Regions from separate parts of the Homo sapiens genome. Here region 1 is linked to region 2. The links are chromatin contacts, found by Hi-C or POLR2A ChIA-PET in ENCODE. All regions are on one chromosome and are shown on one strand. The core of a region is the stretch at or near the end of the contact, and the rest is flanking DNA. Distances in the headings are between cores, read along the strand shown.

Evidence for each region. Hi-C counts contacts between places; a loop is a spot of excess contacts on that map. ChIA-PET counts read pairs that join two places held with the same protein, here RNA polymerase II (POLR2A). Pooled maps may share reads with other maps.
Region 1: a loop to region 2 is called in a map of ovary, with 2.1 times the contacts of the local background. The contact joins two enhancer-like sites. A Hi-C loop is called at or near these places in 19 of 168 maps with a recorded cell type or tissue (Panc1, adrenal gland, aorta and 10 more), 1 of 37 single-sample maps with no recorded cell type and 8 of 50 pooled maps. POLR2A ChIA-PET finds 5 or more read pairs at or near these places in 9 of 52 experiments (AG04450, BJ, H1 and 4 more).

What each region holds. Positions count from the first base shown.
Region 1 is chr4:41,186,446-41,192,001 of GRCh38, reverse strand. The region is part of intron 1 of APBB2 (amyloid beta precursor protein binding family B member 2); the gene reads left to right. Among named protein-coding and RNA genes, the nearest start is that of APBB2, 25 kb to the left of the region's middle. RefSeq lists an enhancer at 2,396-2,475. Within about 2 kb of position 2,746, at least 2 of the 41 ENCODE cell types and tissues checked have a DNase peak (open chromatin) inside an H3K27ac peak, as active enhancers do.
Region 2 is chr4:41,145,504-41,151,107 of GRCh38, reverse strand. All of the region lies in intron 1 of APBB2 (amyloid beta precursor protein binding family B member 2), which reads left to right. Among named protein-coding and RNA genes, the nearest start is that of APBB2, 66 kb to the left of the region's middle. Within about 2 kb of position 4,252, at least 16 of the 41 ENCODE cell types and tissues checked have a DNase peak (open chromatin) inside an H3K27ac peak, as active enhancers do.

The DNA.
Region 1 (5,556 bases), core at 1,497-3,996, 42 kb before region 2:
ATGTCTTCTTTAGGAAAAATGTCTATCCAGGTGACTTATTCATTTTTTATCAGGTTATTTATTTTTCTACTATTGAGTTGTATGAGTTCTTTATAAATTTTGGATCGTGACCGCCATATTAGGTATATGGTTTGCAAATGCTTTTTCCCAGTCTCATAGGTTGCCATTTCATTTTGTTGATTGTTTTCTTTGCTGTGCAGAAAAGGTTTTGATGTAGTTTGATGTAGTCCCATTTATTAATTTTTGCTTTTATGACCCAGGCTTTTGGCGTCATATCCAAAAAATCATTGCCAAGGCCAGTGTTAAGGAACTTTTCCCTTATGTTCTCTTCTGGGAGTCTTTATGGTTTCGGGTATTATGTTTAGGTCTTTTATCCATTTTGAGTTGATTTTTATGTATGGTATAAGATAAGGGTCCAGTTTTGTCCTTTTGTGTGTGGAAATCCAGTTTTCCTAGTACTGTTTATTGAGGAGACTATCCTTTCCCCATTGTGTCTTCTTAGTGTGCTTGTGAAATATTAGTTGACTCTATAGAACCATCTTCTTTCACACTTGGATTTTTAAAGGAGGGTTGGGGGAGAAATAAAAATAAATGAATGCGTAGAAATAAACTTTAAAAAGATTTGATAGCTGTTGATGTTGTCAGTGGACACCAGGTTGGGCAGGGGAATTAGATTGTTGCAGATTGTTCATAACCTAGCCACGTGGTTCGATTATGTTAAGCACATAGGCATTAATAAGGGGGAGAGAAGGCTGTTTATTGGTTAAAGTGGACAAAGGAGGAAAATACATGTGGTAGAAGTTGTCCACCCTCCTCATCCTCCCCACTCCAGTCCTCTGGTCCCATGAGTGAAATATTTTATCAGTCTGAGCGTTCTCCTTCCTGGATAGGCAAGGCTGCTGTCATTGAGATGTTTTTGACCTCTTGGGTGTGACCTGACTCCGCTGGGTCCCTGCCAAGCTTCTCCTCAGAGAGAATTGAATCGATCAGGTTGGGTCTCAAAGCATGGTCCACATGGGAAATGATGGGCCAACCACAGCTCTCTGGTTTTTCTTCTGCTAGCCTTTTTGCTGCTCTCGTTCATCAGAAACAGCAGACCAGCGTTGGTCCATTTCTTCAAAGCTCCTTAATCAGAAGTAGAGGATTAGCTTTCTTTGGCTTTTTTCTTTTCAGATCTTCTTAAAGTGTTTTACTTTGTATGGCGCAACCACTTTATGTTACTTTGGAGGTAAAGTTTAGCTGACTCCAGGAGTCAAGCCGTGTTTTTATGGACAGGTATGTGTGATTAGTATGAAGTTGTCTTGTGCATAATCTATGCAACAAAATACACTTAGTATCCAAACCTAATAATACAAAGGTGGATGCATATCCCTTTTCCATGCTGGATACTTGCTCTTCTTTTCCTACCTCTTCTGAGGAGATAATCACAGAACTTTAAGAAATAGCCTTTGTAGCTGGGTGCGGTGCCTCACAACCTGTAATCCCAGAGCTTTGGGAGGCTGAGGCAGGTGGATCACAAGGTCAAGAGTTTGAAGACCAGCCTGGCCAACACGGTGAAACCCTGTGTCTACTAAAAATATAAAAATTAGCCGTGTGTGGTGGTGGGTGCCTGTAATCCCAGCTACTCGCGGGCTGAGGCAGAGAATTGCTTGAACCTGGGAGGTGGAGGTTGCAGTGAGCCGAGATCGCGGCACTGCGCTCCAGCCTGGGCGACGGAACAAGACTCCATCTCAAAAAAAAAAAAAAAAAAAAAAAAAAAATAGCCTATGTAGGAAATTCTTTTGATATAGTAAGTTTTAGAAAGCAAATATACTACAATGAAATAATACTAAGCAGTATGTTAAACTATGGGACATTTTTATTTCTTCAAGGATTATAACACTGGGGGATTATCAACTTTCTAATGAAAAAAAATAATAGCACGTGTAAGATTGGACCTATTTGGATAATTAAATATTAATGAAAGAAGATGTGACTTTTGATTTTTAGCCATGAATTTTTAAGGGACTTCTATTTGAAGACATGCTGAATTGTTTACTAAATTCAGGAAACAGTTACAGATTTTCAACCCTGTGCTGAGGCAACGTGCAGGTGCTTAGGAGACAAAAGAGAATGGGCCCCAGGCCTGTCTCCCAGGGGTTCACAGACAGTAAGTGTTATCGTGGAGAAACCTGTTCATGTAACACAGAGGAGGGATCAGTTAGTTTTGTCTGGGGTGTTAGAGAAAGAAGAAGAAAGGAAATGACTTACTATGTAAGGACCACAGTTCTATGGCTGAAGAATCTGAGCCATGTCCAGAATACTTAGCTAATGACTTCCTCAGGAGAGAGAAGTATACCGCTATTTACTTGTACTGAGGACTTTAATTTGTTGAGATGCTTTTATTGCTTGATTTTCTGAGGTTAGGCTGTTTTATTGTTAGGTAGCAGCAGCCAGAGAGCTGTTTTCGGAGGGGATTTACTGTCACTGTAATGCTCTGGGGCTGGGAGACTTTTATTTACCCATTAACCTTTTACATTAAGGGAAAGCACACAGATCTTAGGTGTACTGCTTGATTTTTCCATATATATGCAACTGTTTAGCCATTACCCAGGTCAAGATAGATAACATTCCTATCCCTCCTGTGGCCTTCCTCCTGCCCCTTCCAGACAGTACCCCTCCCATTGTATCTTTATCACTGTAGGCAAGTGTTCCCTCTTTGAACTTGGTGTAAATGGAATCATGAAGTGATTCAGTATGTGCTTTCATTCTGACCACGTCTGTGCAACCATCCACGTTGTTGTGAGTAGCAACAGCTCATGTTTTTCCCACTGTATATATTATATGAATATACTTCAGCCTATCCACTTTACTGTTGACAGACATTTGGTTTTCCAGTTTATGGCTACTGGGAATAATGATGCTATGAATATTCTTGTATTTGCCTTTGGTAGACACTTACCAGGCATTTCTGTTAGGTATATTCTTAGGAGTAGGATTGCTGAATTGTAAGGGGTGTGTAGGTTGTTTAATAAAGTCTTCCAAATTGGTGGTTCCAGTTTACATTCCTACCAGCCATGTATGTTGCCACCACTTTTTCTTTTTTTGAATTGAGACGGGGTCTCACTGTCACCTAGGCTGGAGTGCAGTGGCATGATCTTGGCTCACTGCATCTGTGCCTCCCAGGCTCAAGCAAACCTCCCGCCTCAGCCTCCCTAGTAGCCCAGACTACAGGCACGTGCCACCACACCCTGCTAGTTGCCACCACTTTTAACCCGGTTAGAACTGCCTTTGTTCCTTACCTTAGTTCACATAAGCATCCCCACACCCACAGGCACTGTTTTAGTCTGTTCAGGCTGCTGTAACAAAATACTCTAAAACAACAGACACTTATTTCTCACAGTTCGGGAAGCTGGAAAACGTTCGAGATGAAGGTGCTGGCAGATTAGGGTCCTGCTTTCTGGCTCATAGATGGCCATCTTCTCACTGTGTCCTCACATGGCAGAAAAGGGCCAGAAAGCTCGTAGAGGATCTTTTATAAGGGCACAAATCCCATCCATGAGGGCTGTACCCTCGTGATCTAATCACCTCTTAAAGACCCCACCTCCCAGTACCATCACATTTGGAGTTGGGATTCCAACACATGAATTTTGGAGGGGAACAAACATTCAGTCTGCAACAGGCACCACAGCTGGAAATCTTCCTGCCTCTTTAAGATTCTTTTCTTTTACTTCATGGAGGTAGCTTGTCAATAGGGCTGGAAATGTCTCTGGAACCTGTTTTCTTTTTCAGTCCCCAGATGTCTTCATTTTTTTCTCACCTTCATGATGGCAAAGCCTGCTAATTGGTTGTTCTGTCTCTAGATTTTCTTTTCTACAAGCCAACCTCCACATGTTCCCCTAGAATAGAAAGATACATAACTAAAAGCACCTATCACAGTTTATAGGCACTTTAATGTGAATTGAATGGAAATCTGATTTAAAACTGGCTGTATTATACAGTCTAAACTCTTTTGCATAAATATGTATTGGAAAGAGTTAAGGAGTAATGATTTTTCATGCTATTGAGGATCTCATTTGGGAAAAATATAAATATATAAATCTCAATAGATGTTTATGTATGTATACACATATATACATACATGCATACATAGAAACTTTTTTCCTTTGCCTCTGCAGTGAGATTTGGATTACAAAAGAAGCTAAAGTACAAATGGATAACTCATGTCACATAAATGAATTGAGAGTACTGTCTGTTTAAGGATCTTTCAGTTTAGATTTTAAAAGTTTTGGTTGATAATAATAAATAACTCTTGGTTGGCACTTAACAGTTTATGAATGTGTATGTGTGTACATAAATGTCTGTGTTGCTTATTTAATTCTTACAATGACCATGTTCAATAGATAGTATTACAGTATTCTTTTTTGCAAATGAGGAAATAGGGTCTCTGATGAGCTGAACAGTCGTCCAGGGTAACATGAATTGTACTTGATGGTTTGGTAAAGATAACAAAGCCTTCTGAATTCATAGCCCATGGTCATTAAATTCATTTATCTCCTATCTGTGTATGACTTCTGCAGATAAGCTCTGAACTTAAGTTTGTGTGTATAATATTAGCCTATTGGTACAACTGTGTATTATTAATGTTGTTTGTTTTTCTCAAATTTAAAAGACTCTTATCTTTTTTCATGTTATAAAAATGGCATGGTTTTTAGTAGGAAACACAGCAGTAAATAACAAAGTATAAAAAGCCATTTTTTAAAAAATCACCTGAAATCCCACCATTTTGATAGGTGTTACATTTTAATATTTGGCAAGTAAAGGACTGCTGCCTTTTGCTACCTGAGATCTTATTTTGTATCATTGTATCTTCACTTCATTAGGAAAACAGTTCTTACAGAAGCTCATCTCTGACTTGATTTTATTTCTGTGCTGGGGTTGTTTGCTAAAACTTGAAATAATCTTAAATGAAAACACAAAATACAAAATAGCATTCTCATATTGATGATTCCTATATGTGTGCAGAAGCTAGGAATTTTAGTGATAAAATTAAGTTCTTTGTTGCTATGCATCTTAAATATTTGTTTGCATTTCAAAGGAACATATAGTACAGTCAAATGCATGGATTTGGAGTCTGACAAGTTTAGGTATCAGCTCTGGCTTCATAATGTCCTAGTTGTATGGCATTGAGCATGTTTATCGATTAATACCTACCTGATAGGGTTGCTGTGAACACCCAACAGTGCAAAAGTAGTTGTAGTTAGTAATAATAATAGTGCTGTATTAAATGCATTTTTTACTCATGATATTTTCAATTTATGGTGGGTTTATTGCAATGTAAGTCAAGGGTATGGGTAATGATGGTGCTTTATTTCTAGTCAGCAGTAATTTGTTTCCAGATAAAGTAGAGATCTGAACTACAACAGTGGTAATACTGAGTGTTTCCATAGGATTGTATAGACTCTGCATTTTTTTGAGTGAAACAGTTGTTGACATAGTGTAAGGGTTGACACATTGTATTTTTGAACTTCTTGGAATCTGCTTAATGGCAAACAGGTTGCTGAGAACCGAAGGTCT
Region 2 (5,604 bases), core at 3,003-5,502:
AAAGAAATGTGTCTCTTGAGCATGGATGCAGTATGGAGTTAGAATGTTAGGGGCACAGAAGTCCAAGAGTTGTGGTGCAGTAGATTGGGAGAGGTCTGGGCCAGCGCTTTGAGAGGCCAAGGTGGGCAGATCACCTGAGGTCAGGAGTTCAAGACCAACCTGGCCAAATAGTGAAACTGCGTCCCTCCAAAAATACAAAAATTGGCCTGACATGATGGTGGTTGTCTGTATCCCAGCTACTCGGGAGGCTGAGGCAGGAGAATCGCTTGAACCTGGTAGGTGGAGGTTGCAGTAAGCTGAGATCGGGCCATTGCACTCCAGCCTGGACAACAGAATGAGACTCTGTCTCAAGAACAAACAAACAAACAAAAAACGGTGAGGAGGTGAGATGTTGTAGAGATTCTTTCAGGATAAGGCATATATATTACTGAAATGAACATCAGCCTGCTATGTATGATAGGAGAAGCAATGAAAATTGCAAAGCCTTCGGGAATTCTTTCTGTTGCTATACTGGGGAAGGCTTCATGAGGGCAGTAATATTTGGGCTGGACCTTGAGGAATGAAGAATTGACAGAGTAGTAGGGCAGGGCAGTATAGATAGAAGGAATGACACTAATGACAGCATGGAATTGTGAAAAGGTGTTAGCTTTGGCAATAATTCCTAATGATCTAGACTTCACTGTTTCCAGCTTCTTTCTAGGTAGTCTAGTTTTGATGAAGGAACATTTATTCCCTGAGACCGGAAGCATGCCTTTTACTAATCTTAAGTTGGAAGTTAATCAAAATAACTAGACACCTAACCTGCTACTTCCCCAATGCTCTAAATAGACAACACTTAATACATGTTTTTCACATCCTCTTGAATTACACAATTTATTGGTAAATTTGGGGATTTAAGTTCAGAAAACAGTTGCCCATTATTATAATAAAAATATTCCAATACTTTTTCTCATTAAGTAAAATACAGTAAATCAGTGGTTCCCAACCGTGGCTGTATTAGCATCATCTGGGAACAGTTGAAAAATGATGCAGAGTACTTGGGCTTTGTATTTTATGTAAGAACCCCAGTGTATTAGTCCATTTTCATACTGGTATGAAGAAATACCCAAGACTGGGTAATTTATAAGGAGAAAGAAGTTTAATGGACTCACAGTTCCACATGGCTGGGGAGGCCTCACAGTCATGGTGGAAAGCAAAGGAGGAGTTAAGGCACGTCTTACATGGTGTCAGGAAAGAGTGTGTGTGCAGGGGAATTGCTCTTTATAAAACCATCAGATCTCGTGAGACTTACTCACTATCATGAGAACAGCATGGGAAAAACTTGCCCCCATGATTCAGTGATTCAGTTACCGCCCACTGGGTCCCTGCCATGACACATGGGGATTATGAGAGCTACAATTCAAGATGAGATTTGGGTGGGGACACAGTCAAATCGTATTACCCCAGGTTTGGGAACCCTTGCTCTGGAGTTGAGTAACATCTTGGTCACTTTTACCCAGATATTCATTCTTTTTATGCAGTATTTTGAACATTGGCTTTTAGTGTTGTTGAGTGCATGGATTTTCAGATTATTAGAGATTAATGTGTAGATCTTAACGCCTGTGCCTTCCCTTCTCCTTCTTTCTCCCCCCTTTCCTCAGCCCTTTCCCCTGCATCCCATATTGAATTTTTTGTACAGCAGGGCTGACATGTCCTGCATAGCTTAGTTCTCAGGACTTTTAATTAAATAAAAATTTTTTTTAAAAAAGAAACTTTGCTAAGACAGACTTTTGGCATGTTAAAGTTGAACTTGAGTTTAGTTTCTAAAATAATTTAATTTTTTTTTAATCTTTAAAATAATGACTACAGGAAATACTTCTAAAATAATTGATATTCCCCGTGGTAAAACTGGGGTTATTACTGGATGAATTTCAGCATGTGTTCTTTTTTCCTGGGGTGAAAAAAAAGTGTTGGGGAGTGTTCCATTGTATGCCAAAACACATAAATTGTAATCCCTCAAACCTCAGAGCGCCCTTCATATGGTGGTAGTTATTTGGTATATTGTAAAATGTGGCCTGGAGATTAAAATAAGAAATAAAATATTTTACTATATACGGATCAGTTAGAATATTCCTTTTAACACTTTTGCATGGATACTTTGGTTAAAATAAATCATTGTATTGAAGCAGACGTAGCATTGCTGCTCGTTTCTATTTCCTATATGTATTTTATATTTCCTACAGATGAAGAATGACCAAAATGTCAGCCCCATTAAAGCAGAAATTTTTTTTTAGTGCCAGTCTCCATCACCTAGAATGGTACCTGATACATAGTGATTGCTCGCTAAAAAAATGTACTAAATGAATGAGCTAACAAGCAACCAAAATTAAAAATGACACTATCACTTTTCACTGATAAACTTCCTTCCAGAAGTATTGGGAACGTCACAATACCTGGTGTTTGTCTGGAATTCCGATTAGGTGCCGCCTGCATGTTCCTTTAGCCCCCTGAGCCTTCCCACAGATCACAGCTTCCCTTAGAGTCAGTCCGTGCAGAAAGAGCTGTGTCTTAGTGTTCATGGTTGTATTGGTAATGCCACATCTAGCAGCATAGTGGTTTCTTAGTAAATATTTGTTGGATGAATATAGTGCTTTATAGTTTCAATAATGCTTTCATATTCAGTTTGAATGGTTGACAGCTCCATGAAGTTGGCTAATAGTATCATCCTAGTTTTATAGATGATGGAACAGAGGTTAAAGAGGCTGTTAGTTATCCTTGGGTCATAAGTAGCAGACCTGGAACCACAACCTCTAAATCTGTTAATTTCTTCATCCCTTGTTTCAGAACAGCTTTAAAAACATTAGTGAACCTATTAATTAATTAATATTCGCCTTCCCCTAGTTGAAATCCTACAGGGAAAGTTATTACATGAACCCTTTTCCAAACTGCCCTAAGGTTATCAGTCACAGACTTTGTTGGATGCCAGTTTCGGTTTTCATAGTAGTTCTTTTTTGGTTACCTGTGATAGATTCTTTTTGAAAGAAAATTTTTTTTTAACGAACCCTCATTCTTTCAAACAATTTATATTCTTCTTTCCCAGACATTTTAACCTGTAAATTTATCAATACTGTAAATCTAATTTTTATAATAAAAATATTCCAATACTTTTTTTTAAGTAAGTTAATGCAGTAAATCAATGGTTCCCAAAATTAAACAAATTTTCACAGCCCTAGAGGAGTGGGCTCCAGTGTGTTCCTTCTTGCCTTGTCTGCCTGGTCATTTTGACATAGAAATTTCAGCTGTGTTGAATTGGCTTGGTGGATATTTCTGGAATCAGGCTTGAAAAGGAGAGACCTTCCCTGTGACATTAGTAAAAACAAAAAAGTCTGAGTCATGTGGATCACCTGAGGTCAGGAGTTTGAGGCCAGCCTGGCCAACATGGTGAAACCTGTCTCTACTAAAACTACAAAATTAGCCAGGTGTGGTGGTGCGCGCCTGTAATCCCAGCTGCTTGGGTGGCTGAGGCAGGAGAATCGCTTGAACCCAGGAGGTGGAGGTTACAGTGAGCTGAGATTGTGCCACTGCACTCCAGCCTGGGAGACAAGAGGGAAACTCCTCATTTAAAAAAAAAAAAAAAAAAAAAAAAAGCTGGCCAAACATTGAAGATCCTCAAATGGTGGCAGTGTCTGGGTGCACATTTTGCCAGATCCATTCACGGAGGCCAAAGACCAACTGACATATGACCAAGGTTTTGAATAAAAAAGGATTTCACAATCTATGAATCAAATCCAGTTCTCATTTCTGTTTAGTCTTCTGTTGAGAAAAATAACTTGGTGACTTCAGTAAGCTTTAATCTACTTTGTGATTCTTGGGTTAGAGGTTATTTTATCAGACTGCTACATTTAAACTTACCCTCATTATCTTACAAATGACTTTAAGGTGTTACTGGAACAATACTCACCACAAAGCTATGATTTCATTGTGAAATACCAACAAGACCCTGATTCCGTTTGCCTGCTGCAGACATTAATGTTTACTGTTAGAACTGAGGCATCAAAGGGAATAAATAAACTGCTGACATTGTGTTGCCTTCAGGATCCGTCACGGGAATATATGGTAGGGGTTTGAGAAGTGGTTTTGGGTGGAGAAAAAGCATTTTCTTTTTTCACCCAGCGCCTGACTTCTCAGTTGAGGCGGGACAGAGCCATTGTGTTTGTTCGGGCTCTCGCAAAGCCAGATCACATCAGCCCGGGCCGCGGCTTTATGCGCAGCCTCACAGTTCATGCCTTTGTTGCCCTGATGCACAGTCGGGAAAGGATGACGAGAAGGGAGCTCAGTAAAGACCTTTCAGGGATTGTTTCTGAGTTTGTCATTGCCACCTGTCCTCCTCTCTCCCCTGGCTTTTCAGACTATTCCCATTTTGTGAGACTCCTGGGTTTCTGATTGGTGTGGCGTGGATACCATAGGTAGATGTAACACAAAAAGTGGAAGTAAACAATGTTTCAAAGAAATAATCTTGAAGAAGAGAGAAAAAAGCCTGCTCTTACTCCAAGGCTGTGTGGACATAAGCGATGAAGGATTAGGATTATTTTAATTATTAGTGACTGTATTGTTTTCTTTATTTCTTTTTTTTCTGAGACGGGGTCTTGTTCTCTTGCCCAGGCTGGAGTGCAGTGGTGAGACCTCAGCTCACTGCAGCCTCAACCGCCCAGGATCAAGCAATCCTCCCACTTCAGCCTTCTGAATAGCTGGACCACAGGCATGTGCCATCATGCCCGGGTTTTTTTTTTTTTTTTTTTTTTTTTGAGACAGTCTTACTCTGTTGCCCAGGCTGGAGTACAGTGCTGCTATCTTAGCTCACTGTAATCTCCTCCTCCTGGGTTCAAGTGATCCTCCTGCCTCAGCCACCTGAGTAGCTGGAATTAGAGGCGTGTGCCACCATGCCTTGCTAATTTATGTATTTTTAGAAGTGAAAGGGTTTTGGCATGTTGGCCAGGCTGGTCTTGAACTCCTGGCCTCAAGTTATCTGCCTGCTTCAGCCTCCCAGAGTGCTAGGATTACAGGCATGAGTCACCATGTTGGATAAATATTTAAAATTTTTTGTAGAGATAGGGTCTCACTATGTTGCCCAGGCTGGTCTCGAACTCCTGGGCTCAAGCAATCCACTTGTCTTGGCCTCCCAAAGTGCTAGGATTACAAGTATGAGTCACCGTGCCTGGCATCTCTTAATTTTTGAAACCACTAATGTCTTTCCCTTAAGACTTGGGTCATTTTGGAAGTAAGAGGCCAGACTTGATGCCTTCAGACATTTATTATTTCTAACACTGGTGCATGCATCTTTCCTGTCTCTCACAGGTGGCTTGGTGCAAGTGTAGTTTTATCTTGTTGAAAGCCTTTTGTTCTTCTTTGAACAGTGGGACTGTAGTGTTATCAACAGGGCCAGTGCTAGGACCAGAAAGCTTTCGGTGTGATAGGCAGTTTCTGTTCAGGACACCTGCTGCCCAAGCACAGTGCACTCATTGTTTCTTCAGTTGAACATGTTCTAGGCAGAGCTGTGTCTTTTTTAGCCTAGGATTGAGTCTTCACTTTTTCTCCTGCATGCGTTTCATTTTTGGTAGAATAAAT